Regions from separate parts of the Homo sapiens genome. Here region 2 is linked to region 1. The links are chromatin loops, found by intact Hi-C in ENCODE. Cell type or tissue: PC-9. All regions are shown on one strand. Each heading gives the region's core, and the rest is flanking DNA. Links, peaks and the distances in the headings are about the cores only. Region 1 has its middle 160 kb from the start of CDCA7L. Region 2 has its middle 40 kb from the start of KLHL7-DT.

Region 1 (2,919 bases), core at 106-2,605:
ACCTAGCTTTTGTGATGACTGACCACAACCACCTTCTCCATTGTTTGGGGCACCTGTTGGCCTCACTGCTGTCTGTGAATTCAGTTCTGTGATGTTCTATTTTATCATCATCCCTTGGCTATGGAGGACGGTCCCAACACCAGTGCATTCTTCATCACTTTGCTGAAAGGTGTGTTCTTCAGGTCCTCCGCCAGAGCAGTCTTCCGGGGGGTTTTCTGGGCTAATAGTGGACCCACTGCAGCATGCACACGGTGATGCTTCTACATGCCAAGGAGCACCAAAGATTGCCAGCAAACCACCACAAATCTCAGTTCATTTTCCAGGGCTGCTGTCACAAACTACCACAAACTAGGTGGCTCAAACTACAGAAATGTATCATCTCACAACTCTGGAGGCTAAAAGTGTGAGATGAAGGTGTCAGAGGCCTGGCTCCTTCTGAGAGCTCTGAGTGAAGGGTTTGTTCTGGGCCACTCTCCTTGGCCTGTGGATGGTGGTCTTCTCCCTGCGTCTTCACAGCATCATCCCTCTATGCATCTATCTTCAAATTTTCCCTTCTTTTTTTTTTTTAGACGGAGTCTCGCTCCGTCGCCCAGACTGGAGTGCAGTGGCGCAATCTCAGCTTACTTCAAGCTCCACCTCCCGGGTTCATGCCGTTCTCCTACCTCAGCCTCCTGAGTAGCTGGGATTACAGGCGCCCGCCACCACGCCTGGGTAATTTTTTGTATTTTTAGTAGAGACGGGGTTTCACCATGTTAGCCAGGATGGTCTCGATCTCCTGACCTCGTGATCTGCCTGCGTCGGCCTCCCAAAGTGCTGGGATTACAGGTGTGAGCCACTGTGCCTGGCCAAATTTTCCCTTCTTAAAAGAACACCGGTCATATTGGATTAGGAACCCTACTCAGCTCCAGAACGACCTCACCTTTACTTCACTAATTACATCTGCAAAGGCCTTGTTTCCAAATAAGATCACTTTCTGAGGTGCTGCGGGTTAGGACCTCAACATATGGATTTTGGAGGACACAATTCATACATAACAATATGTATGGTAGCAACGATTATTAAACACCTTTTATAAATTCATGACTTCAAAGGAAGAGCTCCTGAATCCCGGTTTTGGGACGCAGGGAACATTACCCCAGTGGTAGTGGCCCATGTACCCCCACATTCTGTACTACGGGACACACGGGCAAGCCTCCAGCTTCTTGGAGGATGGACCCACGTGGGTGACATCTGCAGGTATAGAATGAAGTACAGGCAAGAGGAGAGCAGGAAATGATTAATGAATATTCATAAACTGTGATTTTTTTTTGGATTTTAAAAAGATGCTTTCTTAAACTTGTCTTCTTTTTATATTCTCTTCGATATGTTGCCTCAAGCACAAAAATGAGGAAAATTACTGCACTAACAATCTGATGAAAAAGTTGGACTGTTGGCTTTCCTCAGCTGATTTGTGGTCACTACTGGGCTCTCGTTGTCTTCTTGAAGTCTCACTTTAGCTCCTGCCAATCAGACAGCCTCAAAGCCCAGTGTCGGGCAGTTTGGATCTGAGTCAAGCAGTAATCAGAGCGGTTAGGCTTAGTCAGTATTCTCTGAATGAAAATTTTGCCGATGAACCTTTTTCTGCAGAGCGGAAGTGGCTGGGCACCCTTGCGAGATGAGAACCACCAGATGGCGCTGAATCCTCAATAAGAAAAGAGCCTGGTGTGTCTTTCAGGCCCTGAAGGCATGATAATCTTGGGGACCCACAAAAGTGTTTTCATTTACTTTAAAATCAGAAGAAAAAAAGTGAATATAATACTCTTGGATTATATTCACTTTTTTACTAATGCAATCATTAAATATACTTTCTTTCTTTTTTTTTTTTTTTTGAGACGGAGTCTCGCTCTGTTGCCCACGCTGGAGTGCAGTGGCACGACCTTGGCTCACTGCAAGCTCCGCCTCCCGGGTTCACGCCATTCTCCTGCCTCAGCCTCCCGAGTAGCTGGGACTACAGGCGCCCGCCACCATGCCCGGCTAATTTTTTGTGTTTTTAGTAGAGACGGGGTTTCACTATGTTAGCCAGGATGGTCTCGATCTCCTGACCTTGTGATCCGCCCGCCTCGGCTTCCCAAAGTGCTGGGATTACAGGCGTGAGCCACTGCGCCTGGCCCTACTTTCATACATATACTTTTAAAAAGTGTGTGTGTGTGTATAGAGGCAGGGGCTCAGGGAGCCAAAGTACGCAGGAGTCATAATGGGGACCCGGCCTGGTTGTTTTTCTGTATCATACGTGGGATGTGGATCAAAAGTGTCAGTGAATTTCATGTCAGGTCCAGGCGTGTCTCTCTTTGTGGACGTCTTTCAATTGTATGCATTCATGTATTTGTTTAACTCAATAGGTCCCTTCTCAGTCACATGTTCTTTTTTTGTTTGTTTTTGTTTTTGTTTTTTGAGACCAGGTCTCTCTCTGTTGCCCAGGCTGGAGTGAGGTGTGATCTCGGCTCACTTCAACCTCTGCCTCCCAGGCTCAGAGGATCCTCTCACCCCAGCCTCCCAAGTAGCTGGGACTACAGGTATGAGCCACCAAACCCAGCTTAAATATATATATATATATATATTTTTTTTTTTTGTAGAGAAGTGGTTTGCCATGTTGCCCAGGCTGGTCTCCAACTCCTGAGCTCAAGCGATCCACCCATCTTGGTCTCCCAGAGTGCTGGGATTACAGGCGTGAGCCACTGCACCCAGCCCCACATGTCCTTTTGATTCTACTTCCTAAATGTCTCTCCAGTCTGTCACCTTCTCTGTAAATCCACTGTGGTCACCTTCATTCAGGCCACTGGTACGTTTCTCCTGGACTTTTACAATAGCTTCCCGTTGGGCGTTTTGTTTCCAGCCTTGTCTTCTACATATATATCCAAGGCAATCTTCTAAAAATCAAAT
Region 2 (2,919 bases), core at 296-2,795, 960 kb after region 1:
GGACACAACCTCTCAATTTCAGACTTCCTGGGTGTGTGTCAAGTGTCAGTCTTTCTGTCCCTCCAACTCAAGTTCTCCAAATGGCTCCATTGCAGCCTATTTCACTGGCTTTAGATAAATTTTAAGTAAGTGAAGTCTCTCCCCTCTGAATTCTGCTTCCTTGGAGGGAAGGAGAAGAAATGCACAGCAACCTGCCTAATATGGTTTGGGTTTGTGTCCCCACCCAAATCTCACATCCATTTGTAATTTCCAGTGTTGGAGTAGGGGCCTGGTGGGAGGTGATTGGATCATGGGGGGCAGGTTTTCCCCCTTGCTGTTCTCATGATAGTGAGTGAGTTCTCATGAGACCTGGTTGTTCAAAAGTGTGTGGCACCTTCCTCTGTGCCTTCTTTTTCCTTTTCTAGTCATGTAAGACACGCTTGCTTCCCTTTCGTCTTCTGCCATGATTTTGAGTTTCCTGAGCACCCACCCCCGATCCCCACTATGCTTCCTGTACAGCCTGTGGAACTTTGAGTCAATTAAACCTCTTCTTTAAATAAATTACCCAGTCTCAGGCAGTTCTTTATAGCAATGTGAGAATGGACTAATACAATGCCCCTCGTTCCAAATCTCTTGAAACTTGAATGTTTCCCATCCTCTGAGATAACCTGGGAGTGGGTCATGGGCAGATGACAGCAGAATAAATGTGGCCAGCCCAAGGTGGCCAGCCTTTTCTTTAGGATGTGAGAATAGCTGATACCTATTGTATTATTTTTGCCCTTTGAAGCCTCCGCCAAAACTCTGAGATAGCAGGAAAAGTTCATGTAATATCCTATTCCCAAAGTACATTATAGTATTAAGTAATGTTTTAAAATTAATGCCTCCTTTTGGAGATTTTTCTTTCTTTTTTTTAGAGACAGGGTCTCACTCTGTTGCCCAGGCTGGAGTAGAGTGGCACAATTATGGCTCACTGCAACCTCCAACTCCTAGGCCCATGCGATCCTCCTGCCTCATCCTCCCAAAGTGCTGGGATTACAGACATGAGCCACTGTGGCTGGCTTTCTCTCACAGATTCTTAAATGGCTCTTTCAAAAACAGTGCCCACCCCCCATCCAGTTGAGGAAGATCACTGTTTTATATATTAAAAATATTAAATTTTCTTGAGGCTCCTCCTGGGGCCTGAGGAATCTTTGAATCTGTCTAAATTTGGTGCCTAGAATCAAGAACCAGTAGGGACCTCAGTTCAGATGTAACAAAATATTGGCCGGGTGCGGTGGCTCATGCCTGTAATCCCAGCACTTTGGGAGGCTGAGGGTGGCGGATCACGAGGTCAGGAGATTCAGACAATCCTGGCTAACAAGGTGAAACCCCGTCTCTACTAAAAATACAAAAATTTAGCCAGGCGTGGTGGCATGCGCCTGTAGTCCCAACTACTTGGGAGGCTGAGGCAGGAGAATTGCTTGAACCTGGGAGGCAGAGGTTGCAGTGAGCGAGATTGCACCACTGCACTCCAGCCTGGGCGACAGAGTGAGACTCCGTCAAAAAAAAAAAACAGATATAACAAAATATTTAACCTTGGAGACCTGTAACCAGTGACTGAATCTGACAAGTTTTGCAGCAAAAATTGAAAATCTTGAGACCCTGATGCCATGATACAATTAGGGTCTCCTAAGTTCATAGGATTAGTAAGGATCTAAGAGATCAGTAAGACCTGAGCGTGAGACACCACTTCAGTCACTTGTTTGCTTCCCTTGTGACCAAGGGCAGCTCTTTAGGGTTGAGATACTCATATAAGGTCATGAAACAGCATCAAGATGACTGCATTCTGGAGGTGTGAACACACAACCTTAGTCTCACTGGCCTCATGCTCATGCCAATTAAGTTAATATTGCTGAGAATAGTGAGTAATACAGAAGCAATCTCTAAAATGCTGTTTCTGTCTTTGCCTAGAATGGTTCTAAAATATCTGCAGCTCTCCTCTTGACTGAATAATTAATCTAAGAGTCTGAATTGTCCCATAAAGTTTATGTCAATGTGATTCTGAGTTTTAAAAAGACTTTAAAGGTCCAGGGAGAGAGATGAAAGAAACACTATCTTCTACGAAAAAGGCTGTAACTCTCAGAGTATCACTTCACAAGGCACAATGCTATCAAAGTGTTTTGTCATCAAGGTATATCTGCCAACCCCAGCTGCCAGGACAGTAAGAGAATAGAAGCAGTAGGTATGACCTTTCCCTCTCATTGGACAAATCAGCTGATCTTCCAGATTTTGGCAAGTCCTGATGGAGGTAGAGATTGGTTTGAAACCTCCTATAGAAAATTCTATAAAACTCTGCTCTGGTAGGATTTTATAAGCTGAATGATGTGTATGACATCGTTTCCATTTCGTGAAAGCACTGAAAAGCGAGTAGCATTAACACTGTCAATTAGGGCTCTGATTACAACAGTACTCTTAATCAAGATCCTAATCTTCCCAGATGACTGGTAGAAGAGATGTATTTCCTTCTGAGAGGCTGAATGCCAGAGTGGCAACTTATTGTCCTAAACCTGTATATCCTATGGTCTCACCACAGATGACACAGGGATCATGACAATGCAAATCTTTTGATCAGCAATGAAGGGTGGATGATAAACAGGACAGGGATTCCTATTGCTTACCCCATAATGATAGGTAATTTGATGATGACAAATTTATTTCTCTTTCCTATTCCTGGATAATTCTCATCACCCCTGGCTGCCCAACAACCCCCCCAAATACACAAAAACATAAACTCCATGGCTGTCAGGTATGTCTAAGATTGATCTCCACCATGTTGCCTTAAGAAGGTTATTGATCTAAAGATGGAAACAAATCTGATTTTCTGAAATGCTATTCAACTCGTGCCCTGACAAACGTAAAGTGTCAGTGTAATAGCAGCAGTGTTTTGAAAAAAATCACATG

The links. A loop is a pair of places that touch in the nucleus more often than their neighbours do. Peaks named below come from ENCODE experiments on the same cell type or tissue, not always from the same donor. Only the 100,000 strongest peaks of a DNase experiment are listed, where the experiment ranks them.
Region 2: it touches region 1 in a loop (11-fold over the local background); 10 of 110 quality-filtered maps call a loop at or near these places.

What each region holds. Positions count from the first base shown.
Region 1 is chr7:22,102,231-22,105,149 of GRCh38, forward strand. No RefSeq gene overlaps it. Among named protein-coding and RNA genes, the nearest start is that of CDCA7L, 160 kb to the left of the region's middle. RefSeq lists a silencer at 1,466-1,555. In PC-9, for the core only: a CTCF peak has its summit at 1,651 (motif pointing right); a DNase peak (open chromatin) is centred at 1,641; H3K27me3 peaks cover 934 bases.
Region 2 is chr7:23,064,362-23,067,280 of GRCh38, forward strand. No RefSeq gene overlaps it. Among named protein-coding and RNA genes, the nearest start is that of KLHL7-DT, 40 kb to the right of the region's middle. In PC-9, for the core only: no CTCF peak of the experiment used is centred there; a DNase peak (open chromatin) is centred at 1,810.